5 separate regions of the Mus musculus genome follow, and regions 2, 3, 4 and 5 are each linked to region 1. Evidence: chromatin loops called from intact Hi-C (ENCODE). Cell type or tissue: heart. All regions are shown on one strand. Links, peaks and the distances in the headings refer to the core of each region. The heading gives the core; the rest is flanking DNA. Region 1 overlaps Ak1 (adenylate kinase 1). Region 2 overlaps Sh2d3c (SH2 domain containing 3C). Region 3 holds the start of Tor2a (torsin family 2, member A). Region 4 overlaps Stxbp1 (syntaxin binding protein 1). Region 5 holds the start of Mir8093 (microRNA 8093).

Region 1 (5,949 bases), core at 563-5,562:
TCCCCTTTTCTGGGGAAGGAGGGTACTGGGGAGGGGCTATACCGGACAGCAATTCCAGCTAACTGCCGAGCAGTGTGGGATGGGGTGGGGGTGGAGGGTTGATTGGAGCAGTGGGCAGGCTCATGTCTGGCCCTTGCTGGGACTCAGTGTCTCTGTCAGCTAGTGGGGTGGACCCTAAAGTCTTGTCTTCCTGGCTTCTATGCTCTAGGATGTGGGCAGAGTGCCTGGAATGGGTGGGCCCTGGCTTCTGGCAGCGCCATGCCCTGGCACTGGGCCTCTGCCTGAGTGGCTCTTTAAAGACAGACGCTGCTACCACTGCTACCGCCTCAACTTGGTGGTCAAGGATCTACCCCTTAGCTGCCACACTCAGCCTTAGGCACACTCAGCCCTGGCAGTGCCTCAGGGCCTTAGACCCTCAGGGCCTTCAAGCCCACCTCCTCCTGGAAAGGCTGCATCCCAATGGGGTCCCCGCCCAGCACCCTAATGGGAGGGAGCTCAGGAGAAAGCCCGGGATAATAGTTTGGGCTCAGATGTTCCCTTGGCTAAGCCCCTCCCTCCCTCCCTAGGCCTTGGTTTCCCTCTCCCTTTTTCATAGCCTCAGGTATGGGGCCCAGGGCCTCACTCCCCCTAGCTAGGTCTGCCACATAGCTTCTCCACAGCAGGCCACCAGGGCTGTGGGTCCTAAGGAGGCAGTTTGGGAAGTTTGCTTAACTCCCTGTCTGAGTAAGAGTTCCATTTGCCCACAGCAGCCCTCCTCCCTGGCAACCATCTCTATGGCAACACGTTGTGGTTGCCACAGTACTGCTGGGTCAGAGCAGCCATGGCAGGGCCAAAGCCAGAGAGAGGGGAGGTGACAGCGGGAACAGGATAGGATCATGGGCTGCTGTGTGTCTAGTGAACCCCAAGAAGAGGGAGGCAGAAAGACTGGAGGTGACTGACACCTGGGGTCTCTCGTCTGGCCCTCCCCCACTCAAGGCGCCCATCTCTGTCCCTTAACCTCTGAATCCTTGGCTGAGTTCTTAGCCTCTGGGCTTTGTCTGGGCCTGTCCAGAACACCCACTGTCTGTCCCAGCTCACTCAGCCCAAGTCTGGGTCACACGTGGGCTCTGCCTGCTTGTCTAGCCAGTGACTGATTCGTGCTTCCCGTTCATTCTTCCCACAGAGAAGCTGAAGAAGGCCAAGATCATCTTTGTGGTGGGTGAGTTGTAGGCAGGCGGGCAGGCGGAGGGTAAGCAGGGTCTGAGGGTCTGAGCAGGCACTGCAGGATTTGGAGGGTTTTGTTTTGTTGTGTTGTTTGTTTGTGTGTGTGTGTGTGTGTGTATGTGTGTGTGTTTTGAGACAGGGTCTTTCTACATAGTTCTGGCTGTCCTGAAACTCACTGTGTAGACCAGGCTGGCCTCAAACTCACAGAGCTCTGCCTCCCAAGTGCAGGGATGAAAGGCTTGCTTGCGAGGTTTCTTCTCTCATTGAGGACCGTGGTGGTGTCTGCCTGGGGCTGTGTTGTTTTGCAGGGTGGGGTGAAGTTTCTGAATGCATGGGTGCTTACAGGCGGACCTGGCTCAGGAAAGGGCACCCAGTGCGAGAAGATTGTACAGAAATATGGCTACACCCACCTGTCTACTGGGGACCTGCTTCGGGCAGAAGTCAGCTCTGGATCGGAGAGGGGCAAGAAGCTGTCGGCTATCATGGAGAAGGGAGAGCTAGTGCCACTGGTGAATGAGCGGGCCTGCGGGGGGGGGGGGGGGGGAATTGGTGGAGGGTCTGAGCCTGAGCCCCAGGGGTCAGCCATTCTCCACCCCCTAGTGTCCTGGACTTTCTGTCTCTACCACACTCCTTTATGGCTGGCCCTAACTCCCCAGCCTTGATCTCAGACCCCCTAGATTAATACTGGAGTGGCCCCTTCAGTTACTTGATTTATTTATTTGTTGGGAGGGGTATGCATGTTCTGTGGGATCAACATGGCCGTCAGAGGGCAATGTGAAGGGATTGGTGTGCATCCTGGCAGTGGAACTCTGGTTACAAGGCTTAAAGGCAAATGCCACCTTTGAGCCATTCTGCTGACCCGTTTGTCCCCTTCTTTACCTTACTTTACCCCTTCATTTTATGCCATGCTTAGAGTCACCAGCTCATTGTACCTCAGTCTGTCCCCTCCCTGTCCCCTGCCCTGGTGAGGATAGGGACAGCAAAGGCCTGTAGAAGCTTTGTGTCCAGGCCCAGGACATTTCCGGGCTGGAAAGGGGTTTGCTGAAGCCCAAGCCTGGAGAGAGGGGCTTGCTGGGACTTCACACGCTCCCGGAAAGAGGGCAAGCTTGGGTGGGCTAACACAGGTCGTGCTCCCGAGGGGCCCCCGGGGAGAGAAGGCTCAAGGGTCCCCTGTGCTGGACAACAGGACACGGTGCTGGACATGCTCCGAGATGCTATGTTAGCCAAAGTGGATTCTTCCAATGGCTTCCTGATCGACGGCTACCCGAGGGAGGTGAAACAGGGAGAAGAATTTGAACAGAAGGTAAGACCCTTGACTGGTCATCGGCCTAGAGGGAGGGGTGATGGAGGCGGAGTCTACAGTGTGCAGGTGGGAAGGCCGCACAGGACCTACCATAACCACCCCAAAGAAAGGCGGGAGGAGGAGGATTTGAGAGACTTTATCCTGTGGGGCTTGTCACCCCACATGTACACAGGCAGACATTTGCGCACATGATCCATACCTATACAAGCAATAGGCAATGTAGGATGCACACATGCACATGTGCACATGTGTGTGCACCTGGATGAAGCTCACACTACACAGGTGCTGAGGAGAAAGGGGTAGTAGGTGTTGAGGAGGGGAGGGTGAAGGGCTGACTGGCACCCTGGTGGGCTGGGGCAGAGTACCTCCAGCCTCACTCCTGCCCACCTCTGCGCAGCTCAGTCAGAATAGGAGAGATGGCATGTCACAACCTCTAAGTGAATGAAAGACCTCAAGAAAATGTTTGTCTTGCTCTGAGTCTCAGCATGCCAATCATTGAAATGGGAGTTGGTCTAGCTTCCTTTAGGCGCAACTCTGAGGCACATCTTGGTTTTCCTCAGCTGCATGAAGTCATTTGCCACCCTCAGGGCCACATCCAGCAAACCAAAGTGCCTCCTGTCCTGTATTAGGGAGTTTCCCCACCTCCCTACAGTCAGGGCTTGGAGGCAGCCTCTGGGAGTCCGAGTAGTTGAAGTTCTCAGATGTTGGCACTAGGGGGAGCCAGAACTGCACTGACAGAGAAGGGGCTGGCCTGGAAGTGACTTGTCCTACTGCTGACACAAATCCCCAGAGCTTCCTTGGGGTGGGCAGTCTTCAGGGCCCACTCCTCTAGTTAGATGCCTATTTCCATACTGAGAAACTGAGCTCCAGCCAGGGGTGCGTTGCTCAGAGACAAGCCTCACTACCTCCACCCAAAGTGTGGATCCAGAGTCTGTTGTGTTTGGCCCTGGGGACTCAGAGGACCTTGGCAGCTGATGGCCGATGGACAGATGGCAGCAGCCTTGGTCTGGCCTTTGCCACTCTAAACTGGTAAACCGTCTACGGTCAGCAGATACTGTCACACTGAATCTGCAACCACCCAGGAGACAGACACCAGACTCAGAGGGCCCAGTAGCTTGCCCTAGGTTACACGGTTGGACAGAGGCAGGAGAGGAGCTGTGAGTGACAAGCTTATGTGATGTTAGCTGCGTAGAGGCTGGGGCTGACTCAGCTGTGGACTAAAGAACAGAGGTCCCAAAGCTGTTAGACCTCCTGGCCCAGGCCCAAGGCTAGGAAGACCCAGAATCCTCCTGCCTGCCCTCACAAGCCCAGCCTAGACTAGGCCAGGCTTAGGGATCTATCGATGACCCCTACTCTGAGGGGTCGTGTAGCCAGAAAAGGGGAAGGAAGCCGTTGCCTGCTTCAATGCAAGGCCCAGCCTGGGCAGGGCCAGTGTGTAGGGCCCTGGTGGCCAAACCGAGGTCTGGAACACTCAGGCCCTAATCCTTTATACCTCTTCAAGCCATCTTTGTGACGAGTGGCTTATGACAGTGACAGTCATTTAGATGTCCTTAAAGTCCTCACCTTGTCCCTCTGATTCCTTTCAATCAAGTCTTATTCAGCCCTTAGCTCCCATCCTGGCTGAGGGAAGAGGAGGTCGCTAAGTAAATACCTAGAGGCTGTCAAGGGGAGACTAAGGGACCAGGAATAGTGGAGGTCACATCTGCGAAGACCATCTGGAAGGAGTGAGGGTCTAGCTGAGACTCCCACAGTCTCAGTTGTGAGAAAGGGTAATGGGACCTGTGCTGGCCTGGCGTGGGATGGAGACAGATACAAGCATAGATCAATATGGTGGAAGGAAGGAAGGAGGGTTGAGGGTGGGGATCAGGAGAGCAGCTGGGGGGGGGGGGAGGACAAGGGCACAACACATAGGTGCTCTAGATCTGGTAAGGATTTTGGGCTTCCTCTTGAAAATTCTAGGAGCCCGTGGAAGAGGTTTGACCTGAGTGACAGAGGAGTTACTCTAGGAAGGCGCGTTCTGGGTGGGTCTCATGTAGGTAGGGCTTGGGAGATGGAGGCAGGGATGATGGAGTCCCAATGATCCGATTTCCACCCTACGCAGATTGGACAGCCCACACTGCTGCTGTATGTGGACGCAGGCGCCGAGACCATGACCCAACGACTCCTGAAGCGAGGGGAGACCAGTGGCCGCGTGGATGACAACGAGGAGACCATCAAGAAGCGGCTGGAGACTTATTACAATGCCACAGAACCTGTCATCTCCTTCTATGACAAGCGTGGCATTGTGCGCAAGGTGGGGAGCGCCTCTCTTTTCTAGCTGCAGCTCACGGTGGGATCTTAGGCCATCCCTCTCCCTCTGCCTCAGTTTCTCCCTCAGTTTACTGAGTTGGGGCTGTGTGGATCCTGCCATGGCGTGCGTCTCTGCCCTCATCATCCCTCTCCCCACAGGTCAATGCCGAAGGCACGGTGGACACTGTCTTCTCTGAGGTCTGCACCTATCTTGACTCCCTGAAGTAACTGGATCCCTTGGCCAGCTCCCAGCCCGCCCCACCCTTGCTCCCTGACCCCAGGCAGCCTGGCTCAAGCCCAGCACCTCCACCCTGCCGGGCTGTGCACAGACACAGGAAGCCATGTTATCCTGTCCCATGGACACTAAAGAAATTGCCAAGGAGGGTTAGGATTGCTCCTTTCCTTTGCTTCCAGTTATGGTGATTCATGCTGCCACAGCCGGAGGCCCCAGCGTGGCCGGCCCATTCTTCCCTGTGCCTCAGCCCAGCTGTCTTGTCTCCCTCTGGCTCTGCTGGGATCCTAGGCCCTTCCTTAGCCAGGCTGTGTCAAAGCCTAGGGGTCCCTGGGTTGGCAGGCTGCTCTGGGGGGTCTGGTGTTCACCCTGTTTCTCATAGCCTCGTTGTGTGGCTTTGGCCCTAAGCCATTGTCTCTCTGGAGTGAGTTTTCTTTTTTTCTTTCTTTCTTTTTCTTTTTTTTCTTTCTCTGTTTCTTTCTTTTTTTTTTTTTTTAAGACAGCATCTCGTGTGACTTAAGCTGGCCTCAACCCTGTTATGTAACTAAGGGCAACCTTAATCCTTCTGCCTCCACTTGTCTTCCTGTGTGCTGAGATTACAGGTGTGTGTGTGGACCTCCACCACTCCTGGTTTTGGGGGCACTGGGAATCAAGCCCATGGCCCTGTATACGAGGCCAGCACGCTACAGAGTGAGCTGCATCCCGGGCTGGGCAGGTTTTCTGTGCCTGACTGGGGTCTGGCATGGGCAAAGGGCAAAGGGCCATGGGCTCACCAGCTGGGGCCACGTGGTCACTGGGTGCCAAGGAGCTGTGCAATGGGCATACAGCTAGGTGGGAAGCTGGGGTCAGGGGTGGCCTTCCTGAAGAAGGCTCCCTTGGTATAGACCTGCCAGGCCTTGCCATCCTTTGGCTGGTTTTAAAG
Region 2 (5,949 bases), core at 425-5,424, 120 kb after region 1:
TTTTAGACGGAGACTCAGTATGTAGCCTTGGCTGGCCTGGAGCTCACTATGTAGACCAGACTCAGAGCTCTGCCTGCCTCTATCTCCTAAGGACTGGAATTAAACATGCCTACCACCACACCCAGCTTATGGGTTTGTTTTTGTTTTTTTTTTTTTTGTTGTTGTTGGTTTTTTTTTTTGGTTTTTAATGGGACAATTTCCAGTAATCACCTAGGAGATAACGGCTTCTATCCTAGCCCTACCAGGTTGAGTGACCTCGGCAAGTCTCTAAGCCCTGAGCCTCCACTTTCTCAGCTCAAGACTGAGGACCATAAAAGTCCTTACTGCCATAGAATGGGACACTTGGGGTATTGTTTGTTTGTTTTTGAGACAAGGTCTCACTAAGTAGCTCTGGCTGCCTGGAACTTGTTATATAGATCAGGCTAGCTCAAATCTACAGAGACCTGGTCATCCCTGAGCGCTAGGGCTGCAGGTGTGCACCACCCCACTGGCTTTGCTGTTTTGCTTCTGAGTTCTTTTACATCCCTTTACTTATTTGTGTGTGGGGTATGGGGGGACACAAAGGCCAAGTGACAACTTCCCTGAGTTCACTTGGTGACAGCTTCACCAGGCATCATACTTCAGCAGAGCTTAGCTTCCCTGGACCGCCTATGTGGCTTCTGATGTTCTAGTCTCTTGGGGCAGCGGCTCCACTGATACAGGGAAGTGCTGAGGACCATAGAGTACCTCCCTCTACATTTTGGGATGTGGGACATTACTCTATACACAGGATGCAGACTATTCTTTGAGAGAACAGGGAAGGGAGGCCCCATTAAAAAAAAAAAAGATTTGTTTATTATGTATACAGTATCCTGTCTGCATGTCTGCCTTCAGGAGAGAAGAGGGCACCAGATCTCATTAGAGATGGTTGTGAGCCACGATGTGCTCGCTGGGAATCGAACTCAGGACCTCAGGAAGAACAGCCAGTGTTCTTCACTACTGATGTATCCCTCCAGCCTCGGAGGCCCCTTTTTTTTTTTTTTTTTTTTTTTTTTTTTTTGAGACAGGGTTTCTCTGTGTAGCCTTGGCTGTCCTGGAACTCACTCTGTAGATCAGGCTGGCCTCGAACTCAGAGATCCGCCTGCCTCTGCCTCCCAAGTTCTGGGATTAAAGGCGTGGGACCACCACGCCCGGCGGGAGGTCCCATTTTTAAGGGTAGAGGAGATAACTAGTTTTCTCTTTCTCCTCTCTGTAGTAACCCGAGTCCATGCTCCTTCTGCCACCCCCTCTACTTCAGCACAGCCTGCCTCCCCAGTTGCCCGCCGCTCCAGCGAACCTCAGCTATGTCCTGGAAATACTCCAAAGCCTCCTGGGGAGTCAGACAGGGCCCCTCACGCAAGCCCATCCCACACCCTCTGCAAGGCCTCGCCATCACCATCACTCAGCAGCTACAGTGACCCGGACTCTGGTCACTACTGTCAGCTCCAGCCTCCGGTCCGTGGCAGCCGAGAGCAGGCCGCAGGAGAGACTCCCCGGAAGGCTAGGGGCTCCGGAGAGAGGCAAAAGGAACTGTTAGAAAATGGAGTCTCTGACGGGGAGTGGGGCAAGACCTTCACAGTCCCTGTAGTAGAAGCCACCTCCTCTTTCAACCTGGCTACCTTCCAGTCCCAGCTGATCCCCAAGGAGAACCGGCCTCTGGAGGTGGCCCTTCTGCGCAAGGTCAAGGAGCTGCTGTCTGAGGTGGATGCCCGGACACTGGCCCGGCATGTCACCAAGGTTGACTGCCTGGTAAGTATTAGGAATGCTCACAGAGGGGACAATACCTTTATCATCTGGCTTTGGGGTCAGGAGTCAAGCAAGATGGTGAGGGACTGATTCCCAAATCCCCTAAGTACAGTGAAGCCAGTAGCTTGGGTTTTGACATCCCGGGTGTCTTTCTTGGTTCTGGGACTATGGATTGTCATCTGGCATGTCAGTCTCCATTTTCTTAGTTTAGATTGTTTTGCTTTGTTTTATTAGGGTCTCACTATGTAGCCTTGGCAGGGCTGGAACTATGTAGACAAGGCTGGCCTTGAACTCACAGAGATCTGCCTGCCTCTGCCTCCCAGTTGCTGGGATTAAAGGATTATGCCCCCCCCCACTTGCAGTCACCGCCTTCTCCTCCGCCCCCCTTCTCCTTTTCATTTCAGTTTTTAATGTGCATTGGTGTTTTGCCAGTATGTGTGTCAGTACTGGAGTTATAGGCATTGTGAGCCATCATATAAGTGCTGAGAATCGAACCCCAGTCTTTTTGGAAGAGCAGCCAGTGCTCTTAACCACTGAGCCATCTCACCAGCCCGATTTTCTTCTTTGGAAAAGTAAAAACCAAGACATTTCTACAGCTGCAGATGTGGAAGGAGGGCTGATGTTTTGGGAGTAACTTAAAGAACTTCTTGGTTCTAGTCTGCAGAAAGTGAACATCTGGTTGGGGGGGGGCGGGGAATCTGCCTGCCCCCTTGCCCCCTAACCCCCTAGTGGACAACAAGCAAAATGTTCCTTGACCCAAAAACTGTCCAGATGCCAGTGTGAGGCTTTGACTCCGTACGAACCACAGCTCTTTCCATACCCCAGTTTCTCGCTATGTAGTTTGGTATATACGCTGGTCTGAGAAATCAGGAAGTGAAAAGAATCATGTGGGGATGCAGCTGCGGGAGAAGAGGGAGAAACTGAGGTGCAGGCTCAAGTGTACAAACTTGGACAAGAAAGTTCATTCCCTTCCTGGGCCTTGGGTTGGCAATCGGGGATAATGGGATCTTGGCTCTTGATTTTAAGTATTTAACATGGCACACACCTATGGGCTTCTTTCTACTCCCCATTTTACAGATGGGGAAACTGAGGCTCACTCAGAAAGGGGGAAATCACTTGCTCCGTGTTTGCAGAGGAGCTGGGATTCAACCACCCACCCCACCCTCTGGACCCCTCTGCCAGGCGACCCTCTTAGATGAAGCTCTGACTCCCAGATGGGTTGGACTAACCCTGACAGGAAATTAATCAGCCCTTTGGGCGTCTTTGCAGGTTGCTAGGATACTGGGCGTTACCAAGGAGATGCAGACCCTAATGGGAGTCCGCTGGGGCATGGAGCTGCTCACCCTCCCCCATGGCCGGCAGCTACGACTAGACCTGCTGGAAAGGTAAGGTGCACTGCACCAGCCCACGGCTACCTTACGGGCTGTCCCAGGGTTTCTGACCACTCTTCCTATCCCACTAGCCAATCGCAGCTTCGTGGTCCTCGGCTCAAAGCCAGTCTGATTTCCCAAAGACTGCTGTTTTATCGACCGCTTTAGCCTCTCGCTTCCCCACGTCCATCAACCTTGGCCCCGCCCACCATTCCTGTCCACAGTGTTCTTTCTAAAACTCTGCCCTTTGGATTTTGCTGATCAATTACAAGTTTCTCCTCCTGCCATCCAGATTTTGCTCCTAACTTATATTGTCCAACCAGGCTCCCTTCTCTCTGCCTGTTACTTTGGCTGCGCCCCTTAGTCGCTGTGACCTACTCTGTTTTCTGTCATACTTAACAGCGTCCCTGTTGGCCCCGCCGCCGTATGTCACGCCCCCTATGATCCAACCTCTCTCACAGGTTCCACACCATGTCCATCATGCTGGCAGTGGATATCCTGGGCTGCACAGGCTCGGCGGAGGAGCGGGCAGCTCTGCTGCACAAGACCATACAGCTGGCGGCCGAGCTGCGGGGGACGATGGGCAACATGTTCAGCTTCGCCGCTGTCATGGGCGCCCTGGAGATGGCCCAGGTACTGTGGGCACCTCTGGACAACCACTAGGCTGTCTGCATAAGGCCCGGGGGGGGGGGGGGGGGGGCGTTCCCTGGGGGAAGACATTTGCATGGAAAATACAAGAGCTCCCGGAGTCTCTAGGCTTCCTCTGGGAAGGACCAGACCAGGAAGCAGAGGTCTCCCAGGTGTTGCGCTCTGATTCCTGCCCTGGGCCTCAGTTGACCCGCTTGTAAGAGGAACCAGAAACCCTGAATTTAAAGAATATATAGTGCTTTTGGTGGGACGGGAATGCCCTTGAGACGGCTCAGCCTTTAAGAGAGCGTCCGATTCATGCCAAATGATGCAGGGTTCATTCCCAGCCCCCCATACCAAGCAGTTCACAACTGCCTATAACACCGACTCCCCCTTCTAGTCTCCACATGCCCTAGCATGCACATGTACATATACTAAGGCACACACACATAAAATAAGTAAATCTTTTAAAATATAGAACATGGTTCTTTACATTGACCTCGGGAAGGGGAGGCAAGGGAATTAGAAATTCAAGACTTAACACCGCGCCTCAAAACAAAGACGACATAGAATGACCATCAGTTGATGGACTTGCTGTATGCTAGGTACCAGCACTGACTCTTCACGGGGGAGGGGAGGGGGGGGAGGCTGCTGGATGGTCCTGTGTCACAGAGTGGCCACCAGAGGCAGAGCGGTAACGGGTGAGGTCACACAGTCCAGAGCTGAGATTCAAGATTTGTAAAATGTGTTGCAACAGCTTCAGTTAACAGTTGACGCTGTTTCCATTTTCTGACTGACAGCCATACTCAGCTGTCATTGTGTGGTACTCAGGGACAGTGTACCCTAACCCCACAGCCTTCAGCAGGGTGACCTGTGGCCAGCTGCTCCTGGAGGCGCCGTCTCTAGCCAGTCTCTTATAGTCTGCTCTTCCCAGATTTCAAGGCTGGAGCAGACATGGATGACCCTGCGACAGCGACACACGGAGGGTGCCATTCTGTACGAGAAGAAGCTCAAGCCTTTCCTCAAGAGCCTGAACGAGGGCAAAGGTAGGTGATGTCTGCATCTCAATGTGACATTTACAGAGGTGTCGGCCTATGGGTTCCCAAAGACTTCTGAGGTGGCGAGGATAATAGCGTGACTGTCCCATGGGGTAGCCAGGTATGCTCTGTCATGGACAGGATAGGGTTACCAGGGAAAGAAGGGACTGTTTAGGGTGACCTCGGTGGTCCTCCTGAGGCCCCAGACATCTCTGGGGTTGTAGTGGGTGGAAGGGTCTTCAGGTCTAAGAGCCTGCCGCCCCTCTCCACAGAAGGCCCACCGCTGAGCAACACCACGTTTCCACACGTACTTCCTTTCATTACTCTGCTGGAATGTGACTCTGCCCCCGCCGAGGGTCCTGAACCTTGGGGCAGCACAGAACACGGTGTGGAGGTTGTGCTAGCCCACCTGGAGGCCGCCCGCACTGTGGCCCACCACGGGGGCCTCTACCACACCAACGCTGAGGTCAAGCTGCAAGGTGAGTAGCTGTCATGTCCCCAGGATCCTGCTGTCCCTGGCTCCCCTCCATCTGTCTCTACCTATGCCTCTCGGTCCGCAAGCATCCACTGACATCTTCTACTCCTCTGTCTTGACTCCTGGCTCCTTTATTCCATCTGTCTTGTCACTCATAGGCAGTTGTTAGCGAGGGTATCAGGTGAGGTGGGCTGAGAGACACTGAACACCTTTGCCATGTGTTTCAATCGCCTGCACCTCACTGTTCTCATGGAAGTAAGCAGCTGTCTTTCCGTAGCTGGTTACAAGGTGCCCAGCCAAGGTCCAGCATGAAGAAAGACCTGCCTGGTCTTCAGGGAGCCTCTACTGGGGAACATAGAATTCTGGGAAAGGAGTAGAGGAAGTGGCTTCAAACGATGACTCTTTTACTGCTTTGGGCATTATTTAAACCACACACACACACACACACACACACACACACAATCTGGGGGACTGGGGATGTGGCTTAGTAGGGTGCTTGGCTAGTGTGCCAAGCCCTAGACTTCATCCCCAGGACTGTGTGCATGGCATAAACTGGGAGCATGAGCCTCACAGTCCTGGCACTCTGAGAGGCAAAGAGTACCAGGGTTCACTATCATCCCCAGCTGTGTACCGGGTTCAAGGCCAAGCAGGTCTCTCTGACTTCAAGACCAGCGTG
Region 3 (5,949 bases), core at 353-5,352, 130 kb after region 1:
CATCTAGTCCTTTAAAAATCATATGTTGCAAATAGATGAAGAAAGACTAGGTACCACCTGCAAGGTGCTGTTCTTCGTACATTGTGTTGTGTCCCTGCGGGGCTGGGGAGGATCCCTGTGAGCAGGCCCTGAAGCTTGTGAAGCCCTGATTACCTCTTTCCACCCCGCAGGGTTCCAAGCCCGACCGGAGCTCCTGGAAGTATTCAGCACAGAGTTCCAGATGCGGCTCCTCTGGGGCAGCCAGGGTGCCAACAGCAGCCAGGCCTGGCGCTATGAGAAGTTTGACAAAGTCCTCACTGCCTTGTCCCACAAGCTGGAACCTGCCATCCGCTCTAGCGAGCTGTGACCCCGGAGATCTCGCCTCTCTGCAGCTGCGGGCAGCATCGGCGGCAGAGGGGCTCAGGACATTCCCTCCAGAGCACCACAGGGACACTGTGATCAGCCCAAGAATGTTCTGGGTTCAAATCCAGGATCTCCCTTGCACTTCCAGGGTCCTGAATGGACTCTGAGCTCCATTCTTCCATCACACACGCGCCAAGTCTCCCTTCCAAATGGACAGGAACCTCTGCTCCTCCCACCGGCTTGCGCTGGCCCCCCTTTTGCTGAGGTTCCCTGTTTTTGAGCCATGGGAGGCTCCCCACCCCTCTTCCTTCCTGCAGGCATCTATGCCTAGAGGTGCCACAGCCTCCATCTTACTGTAAATAAGTCTGGTGTAAATGTATGTACAGAAGCCATGCTCTCTTTCATATAATAAACTTTAATGACTCTTTCTTCTGTCCCATGAGGCCTTGGTAGAAAGAAGCAATTCCACAGGTGAACGGTCCACAACACCAGGAAATACCTGGTTAGCGCCAAAGACTTCCCAGATGATATGGGGAACCAGGTTTACAGCAGCCCCTCCCTGACCGCCATGAGCTCAGGTATTAGCAGGGGAGACGGTCAGTCCAGAGCAGTGTAAGTAGGGGCCTCAGTCTTCTCTGAGCCCAGGGCTTGTCAGGAGAAACCATAGTTCCCCCCCCCCCCGGCCCTCACCCCATCCACAAGAAGTCCAGAGTTTGAGGTAAAAGGGCTTTTAAAAATCTAGAGACCAGAAGAGATGGCTTAGTGGCCAAGAGCACTGAGTGATCTTTCAGAGGACTCTGGCTCAATCCCAGCACTCACATGGTGGCTCATAATCTAGAACTCCAGTGCTAAGGGGTCTTAAGCCCTCTTCTGACCTCCTTGGGTACCGGGCACACATGCGGTGTGTGAGCAAAATAGCCATACAAATAAAATAAAATTTAAATTAAAAAAAATCTTTAAACTGGATCTAGTGACTCATCACTTTAATTCCATCACTTTGGACTCAGAGGCAGGCAAATCTTTGAGGCCAGTCCAAGCTGTTTAGTGAGCGCCCCCCCCTTCAAAAAAAATCTTTAAATATGAAACCTAGAATCCCAATTCCCCTTACACCTGGTGGGTGAGGTGACTTTTTCTGAGCTATAATAGCAGAACAAGCAAGTTTGCTGGTGGTGATCACAGGCTAGGCCTGGGCCTCAGGAATCTGCTTACTGAATTAGAGACACAGGGGTTCTTTGCTCTGAGCTCTTGATATTAGATCTTCGACCACACCTGGAGGTGGGTTGAGTTCAATGGCTCAGTGACTAGGAAACTTGGATAAGAAGCTTAATGTCTTGGGTTCCAAATTCAATAGAACCAAGACAATAAGGGACCCCCTCTCCTTGGATTTATATTAGTCTTTAGCGTGTAGTAGTAGCTGGTAAGAAAGAGCAATACTCATTTACATATATATGCAAATTTTTTTAAGCTCTGAGAAACTTTTATTAGGGTTTAAAAGAAAAACCCTGGGGCAGGCAAGCTTTAAATCTCAGATGCTGCCTGGAGGAGGAGGATGGAGAAAGAAAAAAAGCCATGTCATTTGGATTAGTTGACAAAGAGGCTAGCCTCGCGATAGTCAGAGAGGGCTTTAGGGAGTGACACCCAAAGTGTTAGAGAGGTGTGCTTAGAAAAAAGAAGGGGCCGGGCAGTGGTGGTACACACCTTTAATCCCAGCACTCAGAGGCAGGCAGATCTCTGAGTTTGAAGCCAGCCTGCCTCAGAGCTAGTCCAAGGACAGCTGGGGCTACACAGGGAAACCCTGTCCCGAAAAGACAGAGACAAAGGAAGAAAAGTAAAAAGCACACTTTTGGAGTTCCTTAGACTTGTGAAGCTGCATCACTGCCTTTTGATTTACTTATTTATCCATTTTGTGAGTGTGTGTGTGAACTCACGCACGTGTAGAGAGGTTCAAGGACAATTTGCAGGATTGGTTCTTGATTTCCACCAGGTAGGCTCTGGGGATTGTACTCCGGTCTTTAGGCCGGTTGGCAAGTGTCTTTGCCTACAAAACCAGCTTTTTTTTGGGGGGGGGGGTTTGAGACAGGGTTTCTCTGTGTAGCCCTGGCTGTCCTGGAACTCACTCTGTAGACCAGGCTGGCCTCGAACTCAGAAATCTGCCTGCCTCTGCCTCCCAAGTGCTGGGATTAAAGGCATGCACCACCACGCCCAGCTCACAAAACCATCTTGAAGGTTCTATTTTCTGAGCCAAAAACACTTTATGTGACCACATCTCATTGAGCTGACCATCCCTGGGTATAGAGTAGGTACTGTTGCATCCCATGTAAGGCGCCTGCCTGACACTGGCAGAGACATTCTCAAAAGGCGGTTGTGAGCACTCTTCCGTCACATTTTTAAAAAGAGCTTGGAAAAGGCTCTCAGGAAAGTGTAAAGTCCGGCTCAAGTTTTTGTTATTATGTTGTTTCACTCTCTTAATCTTTTATTCTTTCTGAGGTAAGGTTTCGGGCCGCTAGTTACCCGTGACCATGGCAACGCGGGACTGGGTGGTTCGCGGGCTCCCCCAGGAGGCCTATTTGCAGTACTGCTGCGAGACAACCTGTGGGTTTTAGAGCCCCAAGGAAGGGGAGCCGGGAGTTGTAGGCAATGGGCGTGGCTGCCTCGGAGCGGTGCACACCGGGAGCTGTAGTTCACAGGTTCTGGCGGTGGGCGGCCTCTGACCGAAATCGGGCCTCAACCGGATGGCGGTGGCGAGGCACGGCTACCGGCCCTGGGGCTCGATCCTCGGGCTGCTCGGGCTGGCCTTGGCTGCCGCCGCCGCCTGGGACGTGGCTTCTCTGCGCTGCACCTTCGGCTCGTTCTGCGAATGCGACTTCTGGCCCGACTTGCCGGGTGAGGGGTGGGAGCCGGTGCGGACGGGCGGGCAGCCGGCAGTTCGCAGGGGCTCGAAACATCTGCCGCCCCGCCGGCCGCCGGCGGAGGTGGGGATCCGAGAGCCTCTGGTGCAAACCTGAGGAGAGGGTTTGGAGGGGGCCCGGTGGAGGGAAGCCTTTGACAGAGGGGCGCCCAGTGGCTTGTGGTAGGCCTCCCTTGTGCGGACTTGTCACACCGGGGGAGAAACCTGCCGTCGCCTGAACCTGTAGACAGCTGTCGTCTACTCGGGGCTGGTGCAACCCGGAGAACCGCCTCGAGGGGGCGGTGCCGCACTGGCCCTTGCCGAGGTGACTGATCCTGTCCCTCGTTTGGACACAAGTATCCCAGAGGTCTTAGACACATGCCTTCGACCCTCTGATGCTTTTTGTTTGTTTGTTTGTTTGTTTTCCCGACAGAATCTTTCTACACTGATTTGACTGTTCTGGACCTCACTATGTGGACCAGGCTGGTCTCAAACTCCCAGAGATCCACTTAGCTCTGCCTCCAGAGTGCTAAGAGATTAAGGGTTTGCACCACCATATTCTGGCTCTTTTTGTTTTTTGTTTTTTTAAAGATTTATTTATTTTTTTATTTATATGAGTACACTGCGACTGCCTTCAGACACACACTAGAAGAGGGCATCAGATCCCATTACAGATGGTTGTGAGCCACATGTGGTTGCTGGGAATTGAACTCAGGACCTTTGGCAGTCAGTGCTCTTTCCATCTTTCCAGCCTCCCCCTTTTTTTTTTAATATTTATGCTTTGCCTGCAAGTATGGTTACATCCATGTGCCCATGGAAGTTTGAAGACGGTGTTGGCTCCTCTGGGATGGACTTACAGATAGTTGAGAGCTACCATGTGAGTGGTAGGAATCGAACTTAAGTTCTCTGCAAGAGCAGCCAGTGCTGTTTGTTTGTTTGTTTGTTTGTTTGTTTTGAGACAGGGTTTCTCTGTGTAGCCCTGCTTGGCTGGCCTGGAATTTACTATGTAGACCAGGCTGGCCTCGAACTCAAAAGAGATCTCCCTGCCTGTGCCTCCCAATTGCCTGGATTAAAGGTGTGTTGGAATTCACCATAAACCCAGGCTGGCCTTTGATTGGGAGGATTACTGCTGCCTCTGCCTCCCAGGGGCTGAGCTGACAGACATGAGTCAACAGCCTGTCATCTGCTTTGATATGCGTTCCTTCTGTGGCCCTAGGTCTGGAATGTGACCTGGCTCAACACCTGGCTGGCCAGCATTTGGCCAAGGCCCTGGTGGTGAAGTCACTGAAGGCCTTTGTACAGGACCCAGCCCCCAGCAAGCCGTTGGTCCTTTCCCTGCACGGCTGGACAGGCACCGGGAAGTCCTACGTTAGCTCCCTGCTGGCACAGCATCTCTTCCGGGATGGCCTTCGCAGCCCTCACGTCCATCACTTCTCCCCTATCATCCATTTCCCACATCCCAGCCGCACTGAGCAGTACAAGGTAGGCCAGATGTGTCCTGGTCCCTTTTCTCCATCCTAATCCAGAGAGGGCTCCAAAACACACAGCCAGTTGGAGGCTCAGCCTTCAGAACCTGTTAGGAACAGGGGTGGTGGCAGTCTTGTTGCCTGTGAGTCCGAGACATCATGAGCCTTGGGGATTACCCCGGGCAGATATTACACAGGGTACCTGTGTCTGTGTTAGCATCCTCTCTTAAGCTCTTAGCCCCATATGGTGCTTTGGCAAGCATTCCCTGGTGACTGTCAGCTCTGATATCTGTTGTTCCTGATCTGTCTTAGCTGTCAACACTGGGGGGCAGGTCTGACCTCCCCTGTCAGAAGTCACTTAGCTCTCATGAACAGACAATTGAGTACATATTTGTACCCCTGTTCTCCTGTTGACTGGCTGTGTGACTTTGGACAAGTCTCTGCACCTCTCTGAACTACCCTTTTACCATCTGTCTCAAGGGGTTGGTGCCATCTGGATATAGATTGTGTCTCTTCGGAAATTTTTCTTGGCTTGGGAAGAAGTTCCGGGTTGCGGGGAGTGGAGTGTCTTGGACTCCTTTGGAATTCCTGTCTCTACCCTCATAGAAGGAGCTCAAGAGCTGGGTTCAGGGGAACCTCACTGCCTGTGGCCGATCCCTTTTCCTCTTCGATGAGATGGACAAGCTGCCTCCTGGCCTGATGGAAGTCCTGCAGCCCTTCCTGGGCCCTTCTTGGGTTGTGTATGGGACCAACTATCGCAAAGCCATCTTCATCTTTATCAGGTCTGGCCTCTATTGCAAGCAAGTGGGGGTGGAGGGGCACTTGTTAGAGGTCTAGCTGTCCAGCGTGGGCCTGTGCTCCCAGCAGGGTGCTCTCCCAGGAGCGCATGCATGCTCTCTTGACTCCTCACTTTTTTTTTTTTTTTTTTTCCAGACAGGGTTTCTCTGTATAGCCCTGGCTGTCCTGGAACTCAACTTTGTAGACCAGGCTGAAATTCGCCTGCCTCTGCCTCCCGGGTGCTGGGATTAAAGGCGTGTGCCACCACGCCTGGCTCTGACTCCTCACTTTATCTCTGATGACTCTCATTTGCAGTGGCTGACTTCTCCTTTGACATTCTCAAAGCCCTTCTGGGCTCTGACTTTTAGATCCTTGCTGCTGTGTAGAATCCCAGCCTGGTCAACAGTCATCCCTCCTTGGTAGTTGAGAGGACACATGCCTGAGAGAATGGGACTGTGTGTGTCCCTACTCTCCGAC
Region 4 (5,000 bases), core at 1-5,000, 210 kb after region 1:
CTTAATCCCTAGCCAAGCACCCTTAGGAAGAGCTGCTGTGTCCCTCTGATCAACCTGAAAGCTGGCATTCCTGAGACAGTTATCCTAGGGCAAGCTTGGGACCAGAGCGCACGATTTAGGACTGCTGGACTGCCAGAGGTAACTATAAAAGTTGGCCTGATCAATTCACTAAAGAAAGCTCTGATGTGGATGCTGGAGATTGAACTGGGGCTCAGCGCACTGCGTGCTCTTAATTGCTGAGCTATCTTTCTAGCCTAGATCCAGTTTCTTCTGTTGGACCAAGGAAGTCAGCTTCCCATAGCCTCTTGCTGCTGTTGAGCTCTTCAGTTGCCAAGCACCTGTTTGCCTCAGAGGTGCTGTGTGCCAAAAAATAAATTAATTAATTAAAAAAAAAAAACATTCAATGTACAGCCAACACAATAAGCCCTTGTTGGATACAGGGAAGATGCAAGTCCTCTCACAACTGATGAAGACACGGGGATGCTACTTGGTCCCTAAACCACTACTTAGGGAAACTTGCCCCAACTTAAATTGTAAATCACATTATTATAAGGTGACAACCAGTTCAAAACAGAACTATATCTAGAAATAAACACCAAAAACAAAACAAAACAAAATGGGCATAGTAGTTCATGCCTCTGTGAGTTCGAGGCCAGCCTGATCTACAGAGTGAATTCCAGGACAGCCAGGGCACACAGAGAAACCCTGTCTGGGGGAAAAAAACAAAACAAACATTCAAAGGAAGGGAAGGAGATGAGGTAGAAGGCATACTTGAGCCTAAGAATTGAGTTTAGCCTGGAACCAATACAAAGATCCTGTCAGAGGAAGGAAGGAGGGAAGGGAGGGGCAGAGGAGGGGTTAGAGAGCCTGGGCGAGGAAGTGTAGAACCGGAGCCCTCAGACATCCAGAGGGAAGGTGAGGCGGTGCAGCTGCTCTGTGGGCTCCGCAGCAAGTAAAGGAGCCACGGAGGTGGCTCAGTGGGAAAGGTGCTTGCCACTAGGACTGGTGATCCTAAGTTCAGTTCCAGGCCCCACATGGTAGAAGGTGAGAACCAATGCAGAACTTCTACATGTGTGCAATGGTATGTGTGTGCACATACACACACGTGCTTGCACACACACACACACACACACACACACACACACACACAAAGTAAAATGCTATGTAAAAGAGGATAGGGGAGTTGAGATAGGGTCTCACTACATGGTCTTGAGCAGCCTCGAACTTTTCATGCAGATTATGGTAGTCTAGAGCTTGCTGCAATCCTCCTGCCTCTGGTGCTCAGATAGCCAGCATCTACTGCAACTGCTCTGGATGAAAGAAATCAAGTTTTTTTTGTTTTTTTTTTTAAGATTTATTTATTTATTTATTATGTGTAAGTACACTGTAGCTGTCTTCAGATACTCCAGAAGAGGGAGTCAGATCTTGTTACAGATGGTTGTGAGCCACCAAGTGGTTGCTGTGATTTGAACTCAGGACCTTCAGAAGATCAGTCGGTGCTCTTAACCGCTGAGCCATCTCTCCAGCCCAGAAATCAAGTTTTAAAAAATGTATATACTTTGTATGTGTGTGTGTGTGTTTACGTGTGTATGTGATACGTGTGTTTGTATGTAGGTCAGAAGCTGGCATAATGTGTCTCTTGCTATCAGTACCTACCTTAGCTTATGCAGTTTCTCTCTGTGCCTACCGCTCAGATTTGCGTTACTGCTTGGCCAGTGTATTTCAGGGTCCATCTGTCTCTCCACCCACGCCCTAGCTAGGGTTACAGATGCACATGACTATACCTGGCACTTTTACCTGGAGCTGGGGATCAGAACTCAGGTCCTCATGCTTGCATAGCAGGGACTGTCCCCACTGGGCCATCTCTCCAGCCCCAGAAATCCCATTTTAAGAGCTGGGCGAAGTAGTGCTCACCTTTGATCCCAGTACTTGGGAGACAGAGACAGGTGGATCTCTGTGTGTTCAAGGCCAGCCTGTTCTATATAGTGAGTTCCAAGCCAGCCAATGCTACATAGTGAGATCCTGCCTCAAAAAAAAAAAAAAAAAAACCAAACAAACAAAAGAAAAAGAGCATGCTCTATTCCATTGGCATGATATTCTGGAAGATGCAAAACTCCAGGGAATGGAAAAAGGTTGGTGGTTGCCAGGAGCTGAGGGTAGGAAGAGACTATCTATAGGGAACAGCATGAGAAAATCTGAAATCTGTTTTTGTTTGTCTGCCTGCCTGTCTGTCTGTCTGTTTAGACAGGATCTTCCAGAGAGCCTGCATTTGACTCCTAGTATACACATCCAGTGGCTCACAACCACCTGTAACTCCAGCTCCCCTGGATCTGGCGCCCCCTTCAGGATTCTATCGGCACCTACAATCAAGAGACACAAAAATAAATCTTAGCCAGGCGGTGGTGGCAGGCACACCTTTAATCCCAGCACTCAGGAGGCAGAGGCAGATGCATCTCTGTGAGTTCGAGTTTCAAGACAGCCAAAACTATACAAAGACACTTTGTTTTGAGCAAATCAAATAGATAGACAGAGTTAATCTTAAAAAAAAAAATGTAAAACCATAGTCCTGGGCAGCAAGCTGGCTCAGTGGATACAGGTATTTGCAGCTGACCTTGAACTGAGTTTGATCCTTGAGGCCTACGAGGTAAAAGGAGGGGCTGACTCCTGAAAGCCTTCTTCCCTCCACAGGTCTGTGGCACACTCCCAACTCAAACAAATAAATAGGTTTAATCTTAAAATGAAGCTGTGGTCCTGAAGTGAATAAACCTTTAAATCCAGGAAGATACTCAGCTCCTGAGGCTCTTGCTGGGCAGGCCTGAGGACCTTCATTCATCCCCAGTAAAAAGTTGGCACAGGGCACAAGAACCCACTATCCCAGCTGGCATGGGGGTCTCCCATAATTCTAGTTACTGAGCCTGTTCTCGTTCTCCTGAGTTGTCTGTCCAACATTAACTGTGTGTCAGTGCCTACATCATGCACTGAGGACAGGCCCAAGAACAAGACCCACTGAAGAAACACACAGACCAGTTGGGCAAGGCCAAAACACACAAGTAAGTCACAGTGTGTTCTACAGCATGCTGGGGAAGCAGCAGAAAACCTCTGGAGGACTGATGGCCACACAGTCGACCTAGTCCCATTTTGCTGTTGGTTTGGTTTCTAGGGGCTTGTTGGCTGGTTGGTTTGAAGACAGGGTCTCACTAAGTATCCCAGGCTGGCCTGGAACTCTGCCTCCGGAGTCCTGGAGAAAAAGGCATATGCCACCATGCTTGCTTGGCACAGCAGATTCATGTTTTCTTAGCTTTCAGCTTTGAAACTCCCATAGTTCCTAGCAAGCTCTAAACAAATGTCTATAGAATAAGTAGCTAAATCAATCCATATCCTCTTCTTACACCTACAGCCCACGGGCTATCCAATGAAGCTCAACTCAGAAGGGCCCAGAAGGGCTCTGGGGCTGGTACTGCACATGTGCAAGGCTCTAAATTAGATTGGGGCAGATTCCAGGGAAAGGTAAGGGGCTCAAAACTACATTTATTTTGTGTTTATTCATATCCTAAGTGATGTGGGCTTCCCCCCAAAACAAACAAAGGACAGGATCATTTTTTACTTCTGAAAAAATCTGATAGTGACTGTGCTGGTTAGTTTTATGTCAACTTCACACAGCTAGAGCCTTTAGAGGAGGGTGCCTCAATTACAAAAAGGCCTCTGTAAAATGGGGCTGTAGGCAAGCCTGTAGGGCATTTTCTTAATCACTGACTGAAGTGGGAGGGCCCAGCCCATTGTGGGTGAGACCACCCCTGGGCTCTGTAAGAAAGCAGGCTGAGCAGGCCTGCATCCCCTCCTGAGTTCAGGTGCCTGCTCAGTCCTGACTTCCTTCAATGATGAACTGTGATGTGGAAAAATCCTTTCCTCCCAAAGCTAATTTTGGCCATGGTGTTTCATTCCAGCTACGATAACCCCAACTAAGACGGTGACTATGGAATGTTAACTTAGAGCAAAAGGAAGGTGACATTTAAACTGGTGCATAGTGGGTTTTTAAAAGCTTTAGCTGCAGCTGTAGCTCAGTGGGTAGAGTGCTAACCTAGCATACTAGAGGCCCCAGGTTCAATCCCAGCACTGCTGAAAATGGAGACAGTGGTGGGAGGCTCCAGAGGGAGAAGCTGGAGGATCAGTTTTAACTCATGCTGAGCCCCTGGCAGCTCTAGGCGTACCTGGGCTATATTAGACTCAGTTCTCAAGACAGTGAAAAGGAAAAGCATCTTCATCTCACTTTTATTTTTTGGAGAAAAAAGCCAAAGCAGAAACCCCACCAAAAACTAGAAGGTAGCATTAAAATCGTATTCAGCGATACATTTTCCTAAAGCACACGCCTAACTCAATTGTCACAGGAATAGAAGCCTGTTCACACATTCATCATTTTTTTTAATTGTGCTTATTTTTGCACACCACAGTTTCACTTTGTTTCAAAGGAAATTTTGGCCATATTGCATACTGATATATATATATATATAACTTTTTCTGATGCTTACTTCTAAAAGAGGCAAGGCGAGAGGTTATGGTGACACCTAAGGGTCTTGGCAAAAGGATGCAAGCACCTCACCACCTGGGTATGGTGGTGCAAGCCTGGAACCCCAACATTTTGGTAGCCTGAGACAGGAGGATTACCATGAGTTCAAAGCCAGCCTGCACTGGGTAGCAAGTACCAGGCTAGCCAGGGCTGTAAAGTGAGACCTTGTCTCGCATTAACAAAAAATAAGCTGAAGTTGGTGGCTCACAGCTATAATCTTCAGCATTTGTGACGCTGAGGCAGGAGGATTAAGATAAATTTAATGCCAGTCTAAGTTACATAGTGCCTTCTGGGCCAGCAGCTTGGACTGTAGAGACTGTCTTGGGGGAGATTCTTTAATAAGTATTTTATCATTCAAATGTAGTATTCAAAATATAATACCTGGAATACAACATTCGATCCCATACCTCTAGCCCTTGAAAAGGGGGGTATAAAG
Region 5 (5,000 bases), core at 1-5,000, 57 kb after region 1:
GAGCTGCCCACCTGCACGCCCACACTGGCCCACCTACCTTGGTGGTCCTGCCGCTCCAGCCAACAGTGGGCCAGCTGCAAGGCCAAGGCAGCATTAGACCGCTGGTGTGCTCCCTCCAGACCCAGGCTCAATGGCAGTCCAACCTCCTCCAGGGCTTCCAATGGCGGACACAGGTACAACGGGCACTGTGGGGGGAGGGGGAGAGCTGGTCAGCTGACCTGCCACCACCACTATGTTAGAAAGCCTCTGACCACCAGGGCCCATCACCAACCACCAAAACCACCAGGGCCTACCAAGACCTGCTTCCAGAACCAGATGCGTCCTGGAGCCACAACAGCTACCCCCGCTATCCCCTTTGCACATGAGGAACCCAAAGCCCAACAGGAGACTGTGTTCTTCTAGTCAGCACACCCCTCCACCCCACCAAGCCAGCCAGTCACTCACTCCAATCTGCTGGGCTCGATCCCTCAGCACAGCCAGGGGACCTTCTGGCTGCACCACAGTGAAGGCAGGGACACCAGGCTGCAGGCACACCAGAAAAAAGGGACAGGGGCTGATTTCAACTGAGGCCACAGAGGGAGAAGGAGGAGAAGCCAGGCTGTGCAGCTGGCTAGGACCTGGTAATGACTTGCCACAGTCATTCTTCAGTAAGCGGTAAAAGGACAGACCCTGGGCTCCCATGAACCTCTCCTGCCTTGGCCCGCTATGTTACCTTAAAGATGCCCCCTTTCTGCCATGCTATTTTCTCCACTGTATCTCCTAGTAGACTGGTGTGGTCAATGCCAAGAGAGGAGACTCCACACACCACTGGCTTTCTGAAAAAGACAAGAAAGTCCTGCTCCCCAGTGCCGAGCCGTTGCGCAGGCTCCGGGTGACTCCACAGCCACGGCGGCTACCTTACCTGATGATGTTGGTGCAGTCAAAAGCCCCGCCAATGCCCACCTCCACCACTGCCAGGTCCACCTGTAGGAGAGCAGAAAGCACACAGGGAGCAGGGAACCCCTCCACTCATGCTCTGCTCCCCAAGGACTCAGACACAGGGCTAGGAAAGACACTCACCTTCTCTTGGAGGAAGACATGGAAGGCCATGAGTGTGAGGAAGCGGAAGTAAGAGGGCATGGAGACATGGCTGTCGTCCTGCACACAGAAGGAGCCAGTCAGGGCCAGAGCCCCGTACCCCACACGGGGATGGGCCCTCCCCAGTCCCCAGCCACAGTACCTTGAACTCCTCCAGCTGGTTATAGAGGCACCAGAAGTGCTTGGTGAAGAGCTCGGGGCTGATTGGTTTCCCGTTGATTCGAATCCGCTCCCGCACCTGCACCATGTGAGGAGAGCTGTGGAGAGACCTGGGGTCATCGGGACTCCCCACTTCCCAGGCCTTCCTTGCCCTAATCAGACTGTGTCTGCCCTGTTCCCGAGGCTCCATGACGTACGTCCTCAAGACTCTTGAGCTCCTGCCTAGGGCCTCCAGAGCCTGTGGAGGCTGAGCCCTGCCCCAGCAGCTTGGCGGCCCCTCCAGTCCCTAGCCAGGCCTACCGTCTGTCTGTCGGTGGGTTCATCCTACGATACCACTCTCAACTAAGACCCCCACCTCAGAAAGGAGGGAGATAGCCCTGTCCCCACGATGATCTAACAGAGTCTCTGGGCCCCAAAGGATTAGTAACTCTGCTAACACATGCCTATTAACAGCCGTCCGCCTTTCAGTCTCAAAGCAATAAATCCAGAGGAAGGAACTGTCTGGAGTCATTCCCCTGCCGCATCCACATCTGTAGGCTGGCTGGCTGGCCGCGTAGGCCAAGGTCAGTGGTTAGAGCTTTATTATCAGGGACCAGCGACATGGCACATGCTGCCAACGTTGATGATCTACGGTCATCCTAAGAACTCACGGGAGAAACTTCTCCTAAAGGTTGTCTCCTGACCTCTCACGTGGGCTACAGCAATGCACACGGGCAAACACACACGCACTAAAGCTTGTCTCCTGACCTCTCACGTGGGCTACAGCAATGCACACGGGCAAACACACACGCACTAAAGCTTGTCTCCTGACCTCTCTCGTGGGCTACAGCAATGCACACGCACTAAGACACCCAAGGTAATGAAAAAGTCATTACATGTTTTCAAGCTTCAAAAGTATTATTCTTTGGTCAATGACACATATACTGTGTCCTATCGATGCGGTGGCCACAATCACACAAGCCTCCTAAGACATGTCTGCATTTTAAGTCCTCAAAGACCCTCTCACACCAAGTCATCTCCCTTTCTTTTCTTTTGTTTTTTTTTTTTTAGATTTATTTATTTATTATATGTAAGTACACTGTAGCTGTCTTCAGACACTCCAGAGGAGGGCATCAGATCTCATTACGGATGGTTGTGAGCCACCATGTGGTTGCTAAGATTTGAACTCTGGACCTTTGGAAGAGCAGTTGGCACTCTTAACCACTGAGCCATCTCGGCAGCCCTTGTTTCATTTTTTAAGGTTTCTCTGTGTAGCCCTGGCTGTCCTGAAACTCGCTCTGTAGACCAGGCTTGAACTCACAGCCTGTCTCACCTACTGAGTGGTGGGATGAAAGGTGTACGCCACCACCGCCCTGCCCAGCTTCCATGTCTTTATTTTGAACAATCACCAGTTCCAGGAAACTGACATGTCAGTTGATCTGAATTGGCCCCAGCCAACTGGCTTCAGGTGCTTATGGAGGTGGCCTGACAGAACTGACAAAGCTAATGTCGGATACGCTTCTCCCTCAAGGGACAAATCCCCAGGAGTATACTCATATGCACTCCTCTGAAACGTCCTCTGTTTAAGGTGACAGGGGAGGAGAGGCTCGCATCAGTAAGCCAGCTCCACATCTTGTGGGCTTCTGATGTCTGTGAGTCACCACAAGGGGGCGCTGCTCCAGAAGAAACCACAGCTATCCCTGGCAGAGCTCTACTGCCTCCCTGTGGAGACTCTGACATGGGGGCCATAGCCAAACTGGCTCTGCACCTTTATGAGTCAGGTTTGTGTTCCTTACTGCAGAGACATCTTAGCCAACAAATATCTCTATGCTTAAAAACTGGATCTGGAGAGCCTGGGAGATGGTTTAGTCAGTAAAGTGCTTGCCACACAAATATGAGGGCCTGCGTTCAGATCCCCAGTATTCTCACACTCCATCCTCACCCACCCCAACCGCTGCAAAAAGAAACCAGCCAGCGGCTGTGAATTGATTACCCCACTTCTGGGGAGCAGACACAGGAGCATCCCTGGGGTTGCTAATGCATAGTTATCCAGCTGAATCTAGGAACTCCAGGTTCAGTGAGAGACCCAATCTCGGAAGAAGACAGAGAGGAGAGGGGGAGGGGAAGGGGGGAGGGAGAAGGAGGGGAAGGGGATAGGAGGAGGAGGAGGGGAGGGGGATAGGAGGAGGAAGAGAGGAGGGAGAGGGGATGGGGATAGGAGGAGGAAGAGGGGAGGGAGAGGGGAGGCAGAGAGGAGGAGAGGGAGGGGAGGGGAAGGAGAAGGGGGAGAGGGCGGGGGGAGAGGGCGAGGGGAGAGGGGGAGGGGAGAAGGAGAGGAGGAGGGGGAGAGGAAGAGGGGGAAAGGGGGAGGGGAGGGAAGGGAGAGTGGGAGAGAGGGAGGGTAGAGGGTAAGGGAGAGGGGGAAAGGAAGAAGGAAGGAAGGAAAGACAGAAAAACACACACTGAGATAAACATATGCTTGTGTGCCCATGCACACATAAATCATACTCAAAGGTGGGTAAAGTGGTGCACAACTTTAATCTCAGCAATCAAGAAGCAGAGACAGGTTAGACTGTGAATTCTTCGCCAGACTAATCTATAGAATCCCAGGCCAGTCAGAGCTTCATAGAGAGACACCCCACCCCCCAAACAAAACAAACATTAAAAAAGCAGACAAAACCAAGTTGTGCAGTGCGGTGGCTCACACCCGCAACTCCAGCAGGAGACTGAGGTAGGAAGAGCCCAGGTTGTAGGCCTGCCTGAGGGACAAAGTGAGTTCCAGGTCAGCCTGGGCTAGAGTGACACCTGCCTCAAACAGGGACTGGATCGATGGCTCAGCAATGAAGAGCACTGAATGCTCTTGCAGAAGACCTGGGTTTCATTCCTAACACACACGTGGCTCAGAACCCTGTGTAATTCCAATACTAGCACATACATGCAGCAAAATACACACACACATAAAGCAAGAAGAATAATTTAAAAATTTAACGGGCAAAAATTACATTTGGAACTTAAATTAATAAAAGGTCACCTGGTTCTTCCAGCCAGGTACTTAGGCCACACCTTGAGACACAGGTCGCCTCTCTCCCTCCAATTTATTCCTTATGGAAACTGATGGCTGCTATTAGTGGGCTAACACTGGCACTGTGGATTTAATGTTTGCTGAATCAACAAATACCGGGGGAGAGGCAGAGAGGCTGACCTTGGCTCTAGCACCATAGCCTTCTAGAGCTGAGACACAGACACCCACACCCACTCACACAGAGCCCAGTACCTAAAGAAGCCGGTCTTCAGGCCGTAATTCCGCAGGATCCGTTCGGTGAAGGCACAGGTGGAGCCCTGGAAAGCATTGGGTAGGATGAAATGATGGGTACTGCTGGTTGTCGCCCAGAATCACCAGGGAGACGTGCCGGGCAGGCCTGGGGAGGAGTTTCTCGACAGGGTTGACCGAGGCACACAAGCACACATCAATCCCTTCCTGACTGAGGATGCAATGTGATCATGTGATCACCTGCCATGGGGGACCACATCTCCCAGAACTCACAGCCAAGTAAACTCTCTTTCCTACATGCCCGACATGACAGTCTGATGTCAGCTTGGCAAAAGCTGGCCATCCGAGAGGGGGAAACCTCAGCGATCCAGCTTATGGGAGCCTCCATAAGCTCCAGCATGAGGTGCCGGGCGTGGTGGTGGCGGCGCACGCCTTTAATCCCACTACTGGGGAGGCAGAGGCAGGCGGATTTCTGAGTTCGAGGCCAGCCTGGTCTACAGAGTGAGTTCCAGGA

What was found. Hi-C counts contacts between places; a loop is a spot of excess contacts. Peaks named below come from ENCODE experiments on the same cell type or tissue, not always from the same donor. Only the 100,000 strongest peaks of a DNase experiment are listed, where the experiment ranks them.
Region 2: it touches region 1 in a loop (2.2-fold over the local background); 9 of 42 quality-filtered maps call a loop at or near these places.
Region 3: a loop joins it to region 1, with 2.4 times the contacts of the local background. A loop is called at or near these places in 9 of 42 quality-filtered maps.
Region 4: a loop joins it to region 1, with 1.9 times the contacts of the local background. A loop is called at or near these places in 5 of 42 quality-filtered maps.
Region 5: it touches region 1 in a loop (4-fold over the local background); 36 of 42 quality-filtered maps call a loop at or near these places.

What each region holds. Positions count from the first base shown.
Region 1 is chr2:32,628,687-32,634,635 of GRCm38, forward strand. Ak1 (adenylate kinase 1) reads left to right here. Exons shown (of 7, transcript NM_001198791.1): 3 at 1,163-1,198; 4 at 1,549-1,712; 5 at 2,390-2,506; 6 at 4,608-4,799; 7 at 4,955-5,949. The coding sequence ends at 5,023. Among named protein-coding and RNA genes, the nearest start is that of Ak1, 6.2 kb to the left of the region's middle. In heart, for the core only: a CTCF peak has its summit at 3,222 (motif pointing right); DNase peaks (open chromatin) are centred at 775, 2,565, 3,315, 5,255 and 1 weaker place; H3K4me3 peaks cover 764 bases; H3K27ac peaks cover 4,060 bases.
Region 2 is chr2:32,747,919-32,753,867 of GRCm38, forward strand. Sh2d3c (SH2 domain containing 3C) reads left to right here. Exons shown (of 12, transcript NM_013781.3): 7 at 1,235-1,767; 8 at 3,034-3,149; 9 at 3,596-3,767; 10 at 4,696-4,807; 11 at 5,071-5,277. Among named protein-coding and RNA genes, the nearest start is that of Tor2a, 6.3 kb to the right of the region's middle. In heart, for the core only: a CTCF peak has its summit at 2,507; a DNase peak (open chromatin) is centred at 3,593; H3K4me3 peaks cover 1,445 bases; H3K27ac peaks cover 1,174 bases.
Region 3 is chr2:32,754,226-32,760,174 of GRCm38, forward strand. Sh2d3c (SH2 domain containing 3C) reads left to right here. Exons shown (of 12, transcript NM_013781.3): 12 at 171-782. The coding sequence ends at 346. Tor2a (torsin family 2, member A) reads left to right here and starts at 3,009. Exons shown (of 5, transcript NM_152800.3): 1 at 3,009-3,225; 2 at 4,446-4,711; 3 at 5,302-5,477. The coding sequence starts at 3,075. It also overlaps a transcript of Ttc16 not described here. In heart, for the core only: CTCF peaks have their summits at 2,910 (motif pointing left) and 3,530 (motif pointing right); DNase peaks (open chromatin) are centred at 2,996, 3,406 and 4,526; H3K4me3 peaks cover 1,295 bases; H3K27ac peaks cover 1,050 bases; H3K27me3 peaks cover 113 bases.
Region 4 is chr2:32,840,426-32,845,425 of GRCm38, forward strand. The region is part of intron 1 of Stxbp1 (syntaxin binding protein 1); the gene reads right to left. Among named protein-coding and RNA genes, the nearest start is that of Gm13524, 3.0 kb to the right of the region's middle. In heart, for the core only: a CTCF peak has its summit at 2,347 (motif pointing left); a DNase peak (open chromatin) is centred at 846; H3K27ac peaks cover 269 bases.
Region 5 is chr2:32,686,701-32,691,700 of GRCm38, forward strand. Fpgs (folylpolyglutamyl synthetase) reads right to left here. Exons shown (of 15, transcript NM_010236.2): 4 at 4,490-4,554; 5 at 1,220-1,334; 6 at 1,060-1,137; 7 at 902-963; 8 at 713-815; 9 at 445-522; 10 at 38-185. Mir8093 (microRNA 8093) reads right to left here and starts at 1,066; the gene lies at 930-1,066. In heart, for the core only: a CTCF peak has its summit at 2,918 (motif pointing right); DNase peaks (open chromatin) are centred at 231, 1,051, 2,891 and 4,541; H3K27ac peaks cover 355 bases.